Linked DNA regions of Homo sapiens: region 1 is linked to region 2. A link is an interaction called in ENCODE POLR2A ChIA-PET data of the cell type or tissue named here. Cell type or tissue: GM12878. All regions are shown on one strand. Region 1 overlaps AUTS2 (activator of transcription and developmental regulator AUTS2). Region 2 overlaps AUTS2 (activator of transcription and developmental regulator AUTS2).

Region 1 (8,000 bases), 65 kb after region 2:
GCAATGCTTCCAAACATTGAACATGCAGACCAATGACTTGGAGATCTTGTTAAAATACACATTCTTGAACTGCACCCACTGGAGATTCTGATTCAGTAAGTCTAGGGTAGGAGTCCCCAAATCTGCATTTCTAACAAGATCCCAGGTGGTGCTGATGTTGCTGATCCACACTAGCTCTACCTAGAATAACCTCCTACCCAAAGTAGAAATCACCCCACAAGTGCAATTCTTAGAAATAGCATGTAGTAACCACTGCCCCCATGATGAAAGCTCACACACACAAGGCAGCCCAGTCCTCTTCCAGTCAGAGAACTACTACGAAGTCCTCCTATATATATACTAAGTATCCTGGATTTCAAATGACTGCCCTACAGACCCTAAGTATGTACCTTTCACAGACTTCTCACTGACCTTTCAAATCAGTCATTCATTTTCCTTCCTTCTCACCCTGCCTCTGCCTTTTCTCCTTATCCTTGCACAACCAGAACCACATCTGAATACTAAACTACAGCCCTTTTATTTGTGTTTCCCAGGAAGATATTGCAGAAAAACTGCCTGCTTCTGAATAAAGGTTTTCCCTCTATGAATCTATGTACCTACTTTCCCCAAAATGAGCTCCTTCCTTACCAGCAACTAATCAATCCCCAGAAGACCACACATGAGCATCCAAGGGGAACTGTCTACCCTCTCCATTGAGCTGCTTCCAGCACCACATTGACCTCTCGAAGTCCCTCACAAGCACATCAATGTTTTCATTAGTCAAATAAAGAGGATGCACTGATCTCATGTTCCTTCTAGCTCTGATGCCCTAGAAGTATGTGATCTGAACCTAGGGACAATTGGCAACTATTCCAGGTTTCTCTTTTGCCGACATACTCTTCTCTTTCTTGCTAGTACGGGTTATTTCACTCAAGAGACCAGAGGGAAGCACGTGGAGATTCAGAGTCAGGAGACCTGGACTCAAACCCCAACTCCACCACCAAGGAGCTGTATGGCATTGGGAGAATCAGATAACCTATTTGACTCCCCATCTCTTCAGTCGTAAACTGGAGATAATAATACCTCAAGCTCTTTTATGAGACTGAGATAAAATAAAATACATAAAATGTTTCCCAAACTGCAAAATGCTACAGAAATGCTAATTAGCATCAATGCTGATAATATCCCTCTTATCCTTATTTCACTTACGAATGGCTCCCAGTTCTAACAGTTCCCCCTTTCACAATGCATGTCCTCGTCACCCCAGTCAAAGGAGAGTGACCTCACATTCTTTTGTATTCTCAAAGTATACTGGGGATGGCAATGACGACAACCAGCCTTGCGTTTATAGGCACTTGTGCTCAGGCTGCAAGGCACGAGGGCTCCTTGCAGCATCTTACACATCATCTTGTTTAGAGTCTGGCACTTGCTGAGCACTCAAATACTGGCTGAATGAATGGCATTTCAGTTAGTAGGTTAAGTGCCTCACAAGGTAAAGAATAGAGGAAGAAGAAAGGTTAATCAACAAAAGTCAAATGCAACATAACCCACTATTTTATTGCATGGCCTCTGAAACCACTGCCCTGTACGACTTTTCGGCCAGTATTTATTGAGCACTTACAATGTTCTAGGCCTGTACCAAGCACTTTACATGTCTCATCACATTTAATCTTCACAACTACTAGATGAGGCAGGTACTGTTCTAATCCCTATTTTATAAACAGGGAGAGAGTGAGGTACAAAGAGGTTAGGTAACTTGTCCGAGGTGATACATCTAGCAGTGGCAAAGCAGGAATCTGAATCCACAAGGTTTTATTCCAGAGCCAGTATTCTTAACTTCCAGGCTATGTGGACCCTTACAGGACACAAAGCTTCAAGGCATGTTTCTATCTGGGAAAGCATTTCTGCCTCCACATTTTAGCTCCTTACTCCAAGAACCAATTAACAGGACAGAATGACAGCCTGAAGCTCCAGAAAAATTATAGCTACTCATCCTCTCAATTAGCATGTGAGGCAGAGAGGACGCAAAACCACCAAATATTTAATGTGCTCGAAACTTGGTCTATGAAAGATTCAGTCACTTGAAAACCACATTTATTATTGGAAGTAAATCTCAAGAAATACAAACTTGAGGCAAGGTTTTCACTTCAATAACCTTTCTAGTTAATAATTGATACTAGTAAAAGAAGAATAATGGAAGATGGGCTCTGAATTATATGCCTCATAATGGAGGCTAGTCAGAAGCTCAGCAGAATTTCCCAAGTCTGTCACTCCATATGGAAAATCCCCAGAGGCAGCCAGGAGTCGTGAATTGGATGTGCATCCTTATTTGGGCTGACAAACCTATGACAAGCCACAGAATTCCAGGAGACCTGTCCTTCCTCAAACCATCTAACCCAATTAACGAGCTAATGAGGGCATAAGAAAAGAAAAAAAAAATCCCCGTAATCTTTGCAACTTTTTGGTAAGTCTATAAGTATTCCAAAATAGCTTATTTTAAAAATTAAAAAAAAATAGCAATAATCAAATAGAAAAAACAGGAAAGAAATATAACCAGACTGTTGATGACACAAAAGGAAATACTATCAGATCTTGGACATAGTAAATAATGCTCAACATTACTCATAATAAGAAATGCAAATTGAAACCACTTTGAGATACCAATTTTCTCCTATCAGATTGGCAAAAATTCAAAAGTTTAACACCACCACCCTGTTGACAAGACTGCGGGGAAATCTCTACTCTTAAACAGATGGGAATATAAATTAGTACGACCTCTACAGAGGGATTTAGCAGTGACTATCAAAATTACAAATGCACATTCACTGTAACAATTTCACTTCTGGGAATTTATCCTACAACTGAACACACACCCAGGATGAAATGCCATATGATCAAGATTATTCACTGTATGCCTGTAATCCCAGCACTTTGGGAGGCCGAGGCGGGCAGATCACTTGAGGTCAGGAGTCTGAGACAAGCCTGGACAACATGGCGAAACCCCGTCTTTACTAAATATACAAAAATTAGCCAGGTGTGGCGGCGGGCACCTGTAATTCCAGCTATTCAGGAGGCTGAGGCAGAAGAATTGCTTGAACCTGAGAGGCAGAGGTTGCAGTGAGCCGAGATTGTGCCACTGCACCCCAGCCTGGGCAAGAGTGAGATTCTGTCTCGGGAAAAAAAAAAAAAAAAAAAAAACATTATCACTGCAGCATCACTTGTAAGAGCAAAAGATTGTAAATAACCAAAGTGTCAGACAGGTTAAGTAAATTATGGTACAGCTATACAATGAAATATTAAGCAGCTATAAAAAGGAATACGGAAGCTCTCTCTGTAGTGAGATGGAATGATCTCCAAGATATATTGGTAACTACAAAACAGCAAGATGCAGAACAGTGCTTATAGTATGCTAAATATGGTATAACAAAGGGCAGAAAAAGCGAGAGCATACACAAATAGGAGAGTACACACACTATTTAAGAAATTACAAAAGATGTAATAGAGACTAATAAAGTAGTTATAAAAGCCTGAAGAATGGGGCACATAGGTCCAGGGATGAGAGTGAGACATTCCTCTATATACTTCTTAATACAATTTTGCTTTTGGGATCATATTAATATATTACCTACTCAGAAATGAACAATAATAAGATACCAGCAAAAATGCCCATCAATCCCATGAATGACAGGATCAATCTTTGCTTTTAACTCTACATAGTTATATTATTCAAGAATTATAAGTGACCAGTCTCCAAATTCTTTTTCTATTGCTTCCTATGACACACCTCGCCATATATATTCCTAGGAGATAAACACCAATTTAATATGAACCAAAAGAGTATAATCATAAACAGGAGAATGTAAACATAGGAAAAAATATATAGTCAAAGTTATATATGACATTGGGAAATCTATCTTACCTCCTATGTTAGATGATCTGTGCTACTGTTTCCTTCCCATACATACCCACCCCTTATCTTTAACCTTCCCCTCCCCAAGTGCAGATAGTCAAGAACTCAGCAGTTTTAGCACTTAAAAGTTCAAAACTTATTTGTGAGTAAATTTGAACCCAAAAGCATGAATAAAAATCTCAAAATACAACCTAGTGTGAAAATTTGACATGTTGGCAGATGCTGACCCAAATTGACTCGGCAACACATTATCTCCAATGGGATCACTCATATGTTTCTTGTGTTAAGTCTAAGGCTGTGTGCACTGTGAGGCCATTAAAGCAGACCACGGGCATGTGTGGTATCTTGCAGGAAAGTAGGCAGAATAAAGAGGCAGCCTATGACATCAGTGATCCTACTAAGAAGGAACCCCCAGGCTCACAGATAATAACATTAAATGGTAGACAGGCTGCCACTCAGCAGGTAAGTACTTTTTAAAAACCCTTTGGTAGACAAGTCATCAAAGCCCAGCTCAACAAAATACTATCTAGGGAAAATTATTTGCTTTTCTACTAGATCAATAAGTAGCAAATAAGGTTAGAGACTAGAAATGAGCAATCAATAAAATAGGGAAAGCACCATAACCTGTCACTGGTTTTGGCCACATCCTTCGTTCCTGTCTACCGGTTTTCACAAAGAGAGGAGAGACAACTACTATGTCACTCAATTTTTCGCATATACACACCTAACATTTTATTGTGCTTAAAATTATGGGACCATTATTAATGGCCAAGACACTCCATATCAGATCACCACTGGAGAAAAACTTGCCCTAGAGAGTTCTATGTATAAATTGAGTTATACATAGATGTATTTTACCCAAAGTCCCTGCTCAAGCTTAGGATAACAGGAGTTTCTAAAAGTAACATCCTGTTCTCCCTTCTCTTTGTCTTCAGGTCTGTCTTAGTGTCTTAATCAGCAGAGCCATAATCTAGAAGGCTCCACTATAAACTGCCGTGTTATCACAAAATGTCTGATCTACTTGAAGAAGTGAAGGAAAAGCGGCATGCTGATCCACTACAGAAAGTTCCCATGGTACCTCATGAATTTTTGAAGCTGTCTCATAAATCAGTTCAGCCAAGATCACTTAACTTGGTCTTGTTACAAATCCTGCTGCCACAGTGGACAGTGTCTGAAATTGTAATTTAAAAATGGAGGAAGGACTCTTCCACAAAAGCTGGGGTGGAGAGCTCACAATGCCAGTTCAGGAGTGTCTGAATACAGAGCTTGGGATGCCCAAAGTCAAGGACGAGAGGAAACTGATCTGAGCACTAACAAAATCCTAAGCTGCAGAAGATTCATTTTCTTTCACTTATTTCTGTAGGTATAAAGCTAAGACAGTCTGAGAAAAAGCTCAGACTGCACCTCATAGCAAATCTAGAAAGCCTACCCCTGACATCACCACAGCACTTCTCATATTGAATCACGATTGGTGGGTTTCTTAATTTAATCCTCTCTCAACTGTGAGTTCCCCAAGGCAGAGATCATTTTATTTATCCCCAGTGCACCTAGCTCAGTGCATGGCACCATGGATACAGTACATAAATATTTGGTGGATGTCTACTTAGAAGAGGCAATGCTTCTTGTAAAAGAAAAGGAAGCCTATACAATTCAGTTCATTTGCCCTTGGCAAAGAGGAACATAAGATCTACATCCTAAAACTGATTCTCAGAGTAAGGTCCTTGGACTAGTAGCATCAGCAATGCCTGGGGCCACATGAGAAATGCAAATTTTAAGGCCCCACCCAGGCATACTGAATCAGAAACTATGGATGAGGTCTAGCAATCTACATTTTAATAAGCCCTCCAGACGATTTTAATGAAAAGTAAAGTTTGAGAATCATTGTCCAACAGTTTCTGTGCATACACATACGTTACAGCTTCCTAACCTATCCCTTAGAAGTGAGACAACTGAATAAGATAACTCTAAACGTTTTTTAGATGTTTGGAAATAAGTTTACACACAACCATGAACCAGCTTTCCTGGTGGTGTTAATTAATTACATATGCAATGCTGGTTCAGTGGTTTTTATTAATCTGTTTCTCTCTGCTCACAGCAAAGACATACATATTTTACCAATGAAAATACAAAAGTCAAACCAACAGCTGAGACACTAGAAAAAAAATCTTTTTACAAATTGACCAGAACACATTAGAAAATTAATGTTACACAAAGTGACAAGAAGGTCAGGTTCTTAGGGCAAAATGGAGGTCATTCTGCATTTATCTCCAACTCAAACAACTAAAAGACATTCAGCAAAGATCTCCTCATTCTCCCCACTCTGTGCATGGCTATGGTGGCCTTCTCCCAGATTATCTGCTGGTATTTCTAAAGAGCAGATCGAGATAAGAGGGTAAGAGTATTCAGAGTGCTCAAAGAGGGAGGAGCAATTTTGTCACATGGAGACTTCAATGACATGTCAACAATGAGCCTAATTACCCTGCTGCTATTCTGAAAATAATTCTATACCCTTCACGTAAAAAAAAAATTCTATACCCCAGTGAGTCTATTTTGGAGGGAAAACAGCCCAGCAAAGACACCCTTGGCCAGCATTAGAGAAGGCTGACGTTACTAAGGAAACTCACTTGGGGAGGAAGTGCTGAGTCTCTTGGCCTTTCCCTGAGGAGGGGTAAGGTAACCAAACCAAAAAGGGAAGAACAGAGGTCCTCTTGAGCCTATGCAGCTGCTAGAGGTGCACCGAGGCTAACCGCAGGCTTCTAGAGGTGTCAAACTGCTCTGCAAAACTAAATTTGTCCTTGTGGCTGGAGAAATCGCAAAAAGAAAAGTGAATTCTCACCCATGATCTGACAGATGCATGTGCTTCACTAGCCACGAATATATTCAGATATTAAAGGGGCAGCAATTTTTAAAACTGATCATAATACGTTTTCATTCAGGGCCCACAAAACAAAAATACCACAAAGGGTGTCTTCCTATTTGTAGATGGAAAAAGAGCATTTCTTGAGTGTCAAGAAGGCCCCTTCTTGTGTTCTCCCGTAATACAGAAGCTACTGACCAAGAAACCGTGCTTAAAAATAAAGATTTTTTTTAATGTCTAGTTTCCATACCCAGTTTCAAGAAATTCAAAATTAGAGTAATTTTGGTCAAAATCTGTTAGATTTATTCCTGCAGTTGTGGGAGGGGGGCATTTTTAAAATGCTTCACTAAAACAGAAAATATACAAAAGCATGCTCTTAAAATATAGCAAAATATTATAAACAACATCAAGCCTATTAATGTCTACTATCAATCTAGTTTTAAGAGGATAGTTTTTTAAAATGGATATGAACATTTGCCCAATTAATTTTGTTTTTAAAGTGAGTATTAAAAAGCACAATATTTAGTCGAATGTGATTCAAATTCATCCAAATCAGGACCTACCCCTAATCAAATATCTGACTACAATTTTTCAAACAGTTAATAATTTTTTTGTTTTATATTTTATTAAGCTGAATAACACAATATAGTATTTCCTCTATATGACCAACCTGAAAATATTATATTCCCTGTTACTTTGTTAATCTATATTTATATTTTTAAAAAAATTTTTTTTCTTTTTTATACAAGAGTCTTGATCTGTTGCTCAGCCTGGAGTGCAGTGGTGCGATCACAGTTCACGGCGGCCTTGATCTCTGGGGCTCGAGCTATCCTCCCACCTTAGCCTCCAAAGTAGCTGGGACCACAGGGGTGTGCCACCACATGTGACTTTTTTTTCTTTTTTCTTTTTTTGTAGAAATGGAGTCTCACTGTGTTTCCCAAGCTGATCTCAAACTCCTGGGCTCAAGCAATCCTCCCACCTCAGCCTGCCAAAGCGCTGGGATTACAGGCATGAGCTACCATGCCTGGCCTGTTAATATATTTTCAGTGATTAAACAAATGATGACAAAACATAGGTTACCACGTTCTCTCCCATGGAATACCCATTTCTGTAAACACCCAAAATGTTCCAGTGGGGTTTTCCTGCTTTATAAAGCAGTACATATTTTAAACCCCTTTTACTCTTAATTTCAAAGACGTTTGGCGTTTTGCAAAGCTAGAAAAAGTAATTTTATCTCTCACTGCCATACCTACA
Region 2 (8,000 bases):
CTTATTTTGGTCCTTGATAGCTTCATATGACTGAGATATCAGTGTTTAAGGGCCCACATGGAGAGAAGTCCAACTACGGCAAAAGTTCACACTACACTTTCTAATTAGAAATGTCTTTTTAGGCTGGTGGCTCACGTCTCTATAATCTTAGCACTTTGATGGGGCCAAGGCAGGTGGATCACTTGAGCTCAGTAGTTTGAGTCCAGCCTGGGCAACATGGTGAAACCTTGTCCCTACAAAAAATAGAAAAATTAGCCAGGCATGGTTGTGTGTGCCTATAGTCCCTACTTGAGAGGCTGAGGTGGGAGGATCACTTGAGCCTAGCAGGTCGAGGCTGCAGTGAGCCATGATCACGCCACTGCACTCCAGCCTGGGTGACAGAGCAAGACTCTGTCTCAAAAAAAAAAAAAGACGATGACAAAGAAATGTCCTTGTAATATTAAATAAGATCCATGTTAGCATAATCAATGGAGTATAGAAGGATCCCTAGATTCCCTCTCCCATCTCAACACACACACGTACAAACGTGCGCACATGCGCGACCTATGGGCAGCTCATTCCATGATACAGTCTTCAGTTCTTCCTCAAGCATATAGTAGCAGGGTGTCAGAGTGAAGTATTGCTTCACACACTTTTCCAGTGGTGCAACCCCAATGGCAGAGAAGAAGTTTGGGAGAAGCACATCTGGAACTATATTTTCAGATTCTGTGGGAGACTGTCATGCCACTCCAACTCTTATCCAAACACAACTGGAGGTATAACCTAAAGTGAGAAGCATGGCACCAGCTGATGAGCATTTCAGCTCAGTCTTTCTAAGATTCAACACCACTGGTTAGGCCCAGATCCTGAGAAATTGTTCGTTGAATCTAATGAGAGGCACCAACCTACAAAGGGCCAAAGTGAGCCATGGAAAGTGGCTGAGGTGTGTCAAAGCTCAGAGGTATGCCAGAGCAGGTGACTGACTGAGAACTTCACTTACCTAGGGACAACTCAAGGCAGCGTGGAGACCAAGGCCCAAAACGATGAATTTAAATGTACTTCTTAAAAATCTAGCTGCTTATGGAAAACAGTACGGTAGTTTCTCAAAAAAATAAAAATAGAATTACCATATGATCCAGTAATTCCACTTTGGGTATATATTCAAAATAATTTAAAGGGGGTTCTCAAGAACATATTTGCACACCCATGTTTATGGCAGCATTATTTGTAACAGCCAAGAGTGGAAGCAACCCAAATGTAGACTGAGGAATGAATGAATAAGCAAAATGTGGTATACACATACAATGGAATATTAGCCTTAAAAAGGAAGAACATACTGATACATACATACTACAACATGAATGAACCTTGAGGGTATGTTAAGTAAAATAAACTAGTCACAAAAAGACAAACACTATATGATTCCAGTTATATGAGATACTTAGAGTAATCAAATTCATAGAGATAAAAACCAGAATGGTGGTTTCCAGGAAGCTAAGAAGAACAGAGAATGGGCGGTTGTTATTTAATGGTAGACAGTTTCAGTTTTGCAAGACGGAGAGTTCTGGAGATTGGTTGCACAATGATGTAAATATAGTTAACACTGTTGAACTGTACATGGTAAATTTTATGTTATTTATATTGTACCACAAATTTTAATTCTTTTTTTGAGACAGGGTCTCACTTTGCCAGCCAGGCTGGAATGCAGTGGCATGATCTCACCTCACTGCAGCCTTGTCCTCCTGGGCTCAAGCGATCCTCCTGCCTCAGCCCCGAAAGTACCTGGGACTACAGGCACGTGCCACCATGCCCAGATAATTTTTTTTCTTTGTATTTTTTGTAGACATGGGGTTTTGCCATGTTGCCCAGGCTGGTCTCAAACTCCTGAGCTCAAGCAATCCTCCCGCTTCGGACTCCCAAAATGCTAGGATTACAGGCATGAGCCACCGTGCCCGGACTATACCACAAATTTTAAATTTTAAATTTTAAATAAAAATTAGACTGAACGCAGTGGCTCACGCCTGTGATCCCAACATTTTGGGAGGTCAAGGCAGGAGGACCACTTGAGGCCAGGAGTTTAAGACCAACCTGGGCAACACAGTGAGACCCTGACTCTTTAACAAAAGGGGTGGGGGTAATTAATTTTTTTAAAAAACCTAACTCTTTTGGATTGCATACATGTAATCCAAAACAAATGAGACCTGCCCCCATCTGACCTCAAAGGCTTTAAAAGTCAGAATGAGAATACACCCGCTTTGAATTCTTAACAACATTCTGGAGGAACTCAATCCAAGATGCTCACTAGGTACCTACCATGTCCAATGTGTCCTGTTAGGTGTGATAAGGGCTCTTGACCAGAAGGAACCCATCACAATTTAGTACAGTTAAGTAGAACATGAGCTATGTGCCAAAGAAGAAGTGGAATAATTATGTTGACAATTTTGGATTGCTACATGTAATCCGCCCAGTGGAGAGAAGACAATATAACTACCAACACTGGCCTAAACAGAAGCAAAAACAAAATGCAGCAGATCAAGAGATAAGAGCATGTCCTTAAATTATCAAGATGGTCCTTCTATCTTCTCTCATTCTGCTGGAAAATTCTTTAAAACTCTCAGAAATATTATCAACGTACTCACGTGGGTAGCCTGGAAAGAAAGGGAGAAAGACTGTTGTGTTTTGGCTGTGAAGGACAATAAACCCATCATCCATCCTAAGCCTGGTTCCACAGGCCTTAGGGCCAAAACTTTTTCTTTACTGAGCAAGTTTGCATGCAAGGGGCTAATTGTTCTTCCAGAGCCCAAGGTCAAGAACACAGCAACTTCCTGATAATGGCATCCCACAACCACATGCTTCTCATATACTTCTCTTGCTAATATGAATGAGGTTTGCCTGATAGTGAAGTGCAATTTTCTGCATGCTGAAATATACAAGTTTTGCATTTTTCTCAAAGCTCCTACCTTAAAAAACACAGATCTCCTTTATCTGGCTAGAATGCCAAGGTACTACTTCTTTGTATATGTCCCTCCCCATACACACATCACTTTTTTTTTTTACATCAGTACTTTCAACCCAAGTGTCAACCAGCTAAAATGTCCTTATCCCAGTTGTCTCTAAGAACTGCTAGGGTAAGGTTTGCAACCAGCCAGTTCAACATCTCTCCATTCATCACCATAGAGACCTGCGCCCCTGCCCGCAACTTGAGAATTTAACTTAAAGGAAAAAGAAAAAAAAAAAAACTCTCTAGAACAAAAGCAGGCAGGCACTCTGGCAGGCACTCATAATTCCAGAGCACGGCAGGGGCTCCAGTGTTCATCCCAGCTAGCAAGAGCCCATGTTACATAAATCATGTTCCTGCCACTTCATGGCACTTCAGGAAATTACTGTCCAGTATTCACCTGGCCTAAATTGCTCAGAGAATTATCCAAAAGCATCTCATTTACGCTAGTAATATCAGCAAGAATGGAATCGAGTCCACAGCCTTGAGTAACTGACCTTCTTATCAGGCTACCCAGTAGACGATCATGGGCAAGTGGCCTTGGTATGGCAGCTTCACCAGTTAAGAAACAAATAAGACCTGCCCCCAACTGACCTCAAAGGCTTTAAAAGTCAGAATGAGAATACACCCTGCTTTGAATTCTTAACTAAATCCTGTAGGAGCTCAATCCAAGATGCTCACTAGGTACCTACCAAGTCAAAGTTATCATGTTATGTGTGACAAGGGCTCTCAGACCAGAAGGAACACATCACAATTTAAGGCAGATCGCTAAATACATCCGTATAGTTAAGGAGAACATGAGCTATGTACCAAGGAAGAAGTGGAGTAATAATGATGACAAAACCACAGCAGCACATGCCAAGCACTGTTCTAAGGGCATCATGTTTACTAACTCATATCACTAACACCCTATGAAGTAGGGATTCTTATCTTCACTTTACAGATGCAGAAATAAAGATACTTTGTACAGAAAAGCAAGTAATCTTCCCAAGATCAAACAGCCTCTAAGTGGCTAACAGGATAAAAACCCACAGTCTCGGTCTAGTCTGCCTGAAATCTAATGGAGAAAGATGATATGATGGCCAGGTGGGAGTAGTCAGGAAAGATGTACTAGAGATGGAGCCATTTCAAATGGACCTACAAGAATGAGAAGATATTATTACTAAGGCAGATATTATTACTTCTTACTAAAGATGCCTTGTGTACCCGTTCTTACAAGTTTAGTCACTTATAACAGATGTAAATTATACACACACCAGCCCAGGCTTCTCTACCCACAGCATGCATTTGAGAGGAAACTGAGATCCCAAGATCTGAAGGGGTTCTACCTAATCATCCTCAACGCATCATTGAGTGACAGTATCTCCCTCCAGGCTTTTCAGCACAGCAGAGGCATTACCCTAATGTACTATTCAACTATGCTGAGGCAATTAAAGCATCCTGATGAAGGTTCACCCTAAATATTTTTAAACCGCCTTATTAAAAGGTGTGATGCAAGTATGAGGTGGCATTATTATTTTTAAGTTCATCCTCTGCAGTCACTCATTTAGAGGTGTGAAAATAAAACCAGTGTTTCATGTCTCACTTCCTGTATTCCCACTTGATTAACAGGCTTGTATCCCCGAGCTTGATGATGAAGGTGTATGGTGGAATGGGCTCTATATTATGATTTCACACAAACAAAAAAGCATTTTTTACACAGTGATGAGTGTTTCTGAGGAGCATGTAAGAACATGCAATTCTCCTCACCTGTAATCAACCAGCTCACATGACACAAGGGAAACTCAAAGATTTCAGGTAGGTATGTCATTCCAGAATAAAAGAGTATTTCCTTATTGTTGCTTTACTACTTTTTTTTAAATGGCATGACCATGTAGTCGAAATATGAACTTTTTAGAAACAATTATTTTCTTCTCCAGTACAATAACTGATTGTTTGATTTAATATGCAAACATTGGTCACCAACACGAATTAGCCAGAAGCCCAACTAGATTAAAGACAACTGGGCTGTTTAGGCATAATGGCTCGCACCTGAAATCCCAGCACTTTGGGAGGCCGAAGCGGGCAGATGGCTTGAGCTTAGAAGTTTGAGACCAGCTTGGGCAACATGGCAAAACCCCATCTCTATCAAAAACACAAAAAAATTAGCCAGGCGTGGTGGCACATACCTGTGGTCCCAGCTACCTGGGAGGCTGAGGTGGAAGGATCACTGGAGCCAGGGAGGCAGAGGCTGCAGTGAACCGAGATAGTGCCATTGCACTCCAACCTGGGTGACTGGGTGATACCCCATCTCAAAAAAAAAAAAAAAAAAAAAAAAAAAAAAAGACAACTTGGCTAAAATGTTTGGGAAAATCAGGATCATAAGTGAAAGAACTGGAAAGAACCCTATAAATAATTAGATACAGCCCAATGTCATTATGTTACCGGTAGTTAAACTCAGGCCCAGAGAAATCAGGACAGGAACTACAACTTGAATCCCAGTCTCTTCTTTCAACCCGGACCAGTGTGCCAAACAGCCACAACATCTGAAGCTTGGGTCCTCTCAAATAGTGAACATTGTAATTTATAGTCCACTAGGATATAAATTCCATAAGGCTAAGAATTTTGTTTCTCTTGTATACCACCATACAAGACCAAGAACAGAGGCTGACATATAGTAGGTACCCAATAAATGTGCAAATGAATAAAAAACAGCATTCATCATTCAATAAAGGCCCAACATGCATCCAAAATCTTTATCAAGATAATCTCTACTGCACAGAGTTTGTAAAGATCCAGTGGGAGGCAGCAGGACAAGAGTCGAAGTAATCCTGAAATATTGGTATTTGCCAGGGAGAAACTTAACCCACAACTCCTAGCCTTCATTCCAGTTATTAGCTTACCCAGCCAAATTCCCATCTGTGAGAGCAAGGGGATTTTCTGAAGTTAATTAGGGGCTTAAAGATTTTCCTTAATATTCAGAGGAGCCCGGCATTCCTTAACTTCCTATCTGATTTCAAATCCATGTCCTGTCACATTTTCTGTAAACAATTATACCTTCCCCTCAGTCCCTGACCCTGCACCCCACTAGATCAAGGAAATACACACAAATCACACAGAAAGATGATCTCACAAAACGACTAACAGGACTGAACTATTTAACATTAACAGCCCAGGAAAGGCATTCTAACTCACTAGATCAACAATGAAAAACAACAGACGTCGGTGTCCCCCACAGCCAGTCACTACCTTAATAACAAGCTGTATGTTTCAATTCCAATCACAGCCACAGCAGCCAGGCCAGACATCATCTGACAAAGTTAGTGGATGTTACATTTATACAGCAAACACACTAACAGGTGATGGCACACAGGATCCCAGAGGATTCTCTTTATCCAGCTAATCCAGGTTAAAGACCAGATCTGAGGCAGTCTCTATTAGAGCGGGGCAGCAAATTGCCAGTCCAACAGCATTTCCAGGCAGCTGAAGCATGCATTTATTAGCCTTGCAAGTTATAGATTTTTTTGGTCTGTGGACCCCAAGCTAGTAGAGGGGAAAGGAGAAAGCAACTCTCAGCATTGTATCAGTGGTTGGCCATGACTGAATAAGAAGTTAGCAGACCTTTAGAAAAATTTACCTGTCATCAAATCTGTTTGCAACCATCTCCTCTGGTAAGTGTCTTATATATTAAGTCAAATAACTACAACCAGAGATTCGTAAATTGAGTTTTGTGAATCTCAAAACATATTTTCTTACTGATATACAGGATTATGTGGGGAGATGCTTTACTGTCACTTATAATTATTATTATTATTTTTTGAGACGGAGTCTTGCTCTCTTGCCCAGGCTGGAGTGCAGTGGCACGATCTCGGCTCACTGCAACCTCCACCTCCCAAGTTCAAGCATTCTCCTGCCTCAGCCTCCTGAGTAGCTGGGATTACAGACTTGTGCCACCACGCCCAGCTAATTTTTGTATTTTTAGTAGAGACGGGGTTTCACCATGTTGGTCAGGCTGGTCTCAAACTCCTGACCTCATGATCCACTGCCTTGGCCTCCCAAAGTGCTAGGATTACAGGCGTGAGCCACCGCGCCCGACACACTTGTAATTATTTTGAATGGGCAGCAGCTCTTTGTATGTAGGATTTAGGTTTCTCTGCCCTAATTTTAGTCTCTCTAGAAAGAAGTGATCTGTAAATAAAGAGGTTAAATATATTAAAGAAGTCCTTCTCTGTGGTCTGGAATTATGGTTTCCCTTTTCTTACTATGAAAAAAATCTTCATTTTAAAAAATCATCTACATTAAGAGGCCAGGTGCGATGACTCACACCTGCAATCCTAGCACATTGGGAGGCTGAGATGGGAGGATCGCTTGAGGCCAGGAGTTTGAGATCGGCCAGGTCAACATGGAAAACCCTATCTCTATTTAAAAAAAAAAAAAAAAAGAAAAAAAGAACTTTTTTTTTTTAATTATCTCCAATTAAACTCAGTAAGTTCTGGTGTTAGTGTAACTGAGTTTGTTACAGAACATGATACTTGTTTTTTTTGCCAGATCTTTGTAGATTGAGTTCATACTATACAATGGAAGAAAATTAGCAAGTTCGTGGAAAAAAATGGTTTTTCATTTTCAGTTTACTATCTAAATAAACTTTTTTCTTTCATTTATTAGGCAATAAATCACACAAAATGCAAGAATGCAAGCATAAATTAAAGCCTCTATTTGTACGGGATCTTCTAGAGGACAGAAGATCCCATACAAAACTGAACCTTTATGGCCAGTAAATTGAAGACATGAAGAGTAGAGTCAGGTTCAGCTTCCAGGTTCGCCCATCTTTGAAATGAGTCCTTTATATGGGGGGGGGGGGGGGGGGGCGGGGATGAGAGGGGAATAAAATAACAGCAAATAAAGTGGGGGCTATGAAAGCTATATTATATAATACAGTCACAAAAAGAAGAGTATCACTCAAAAGAACACTTGTTCACAGGCACTGAGGAGATCTAACTGTCCAATGCACAACATGCAATAGTCAGGGGTGACGTCCAGGCGT

Evidence for each region. ChIA-PET counts read pairs that join two places held together with the same protein. Peaks named below come from ENCODE experiments on the same cell type or tissue, not always from the same donor. Only the 100,000 strongest peaks of a DNase experiment are listed, where the experiment ranks them.
Region 1: POLR2A ChIA-PET joins it to region 2 with 10 read pairs; 2 of 35 experiments call an interaction of 5 or more read pairs at or near these places.

What each region holds. Positions count from the first base shown.
Region 1 is chr7:69,694,817-69,702,816 of GRCh38, reverse strand. The region is part of intron 1 of AUTS2 (activator of transcription and developmental regulator AUTS2); the gene reads right to left. Among named protein-coding and RNA genes, the nearest start is that of AUTS2, 100 kb to the right of the region's middle. RefSeq lists an enhancer at 5,565-5,614. In GM12878, no CTCF peak of the experiment used is centred here; a DNase peak (open chromatin) is centred at 6,616; H3K4me3 peaks cover 1,249 bases; H3K27ac peaks cover 1,972 bases.
Region 2 is chr7:69,759,595-69,767,594 of GRCh38, reverse strand. The region is part of intron 1 of AUTS2 (activator of transcription and developmental regulator AUTS2); the gene reads right to left. Among named protein-coding and RNA genes, the nearest start is that of AUTS2, 170 kb to the right of the region's middle. In GM12878, no CTCF peak of the experiment used is centred here; a DNase peak (open chromatin) is centred at 4,434.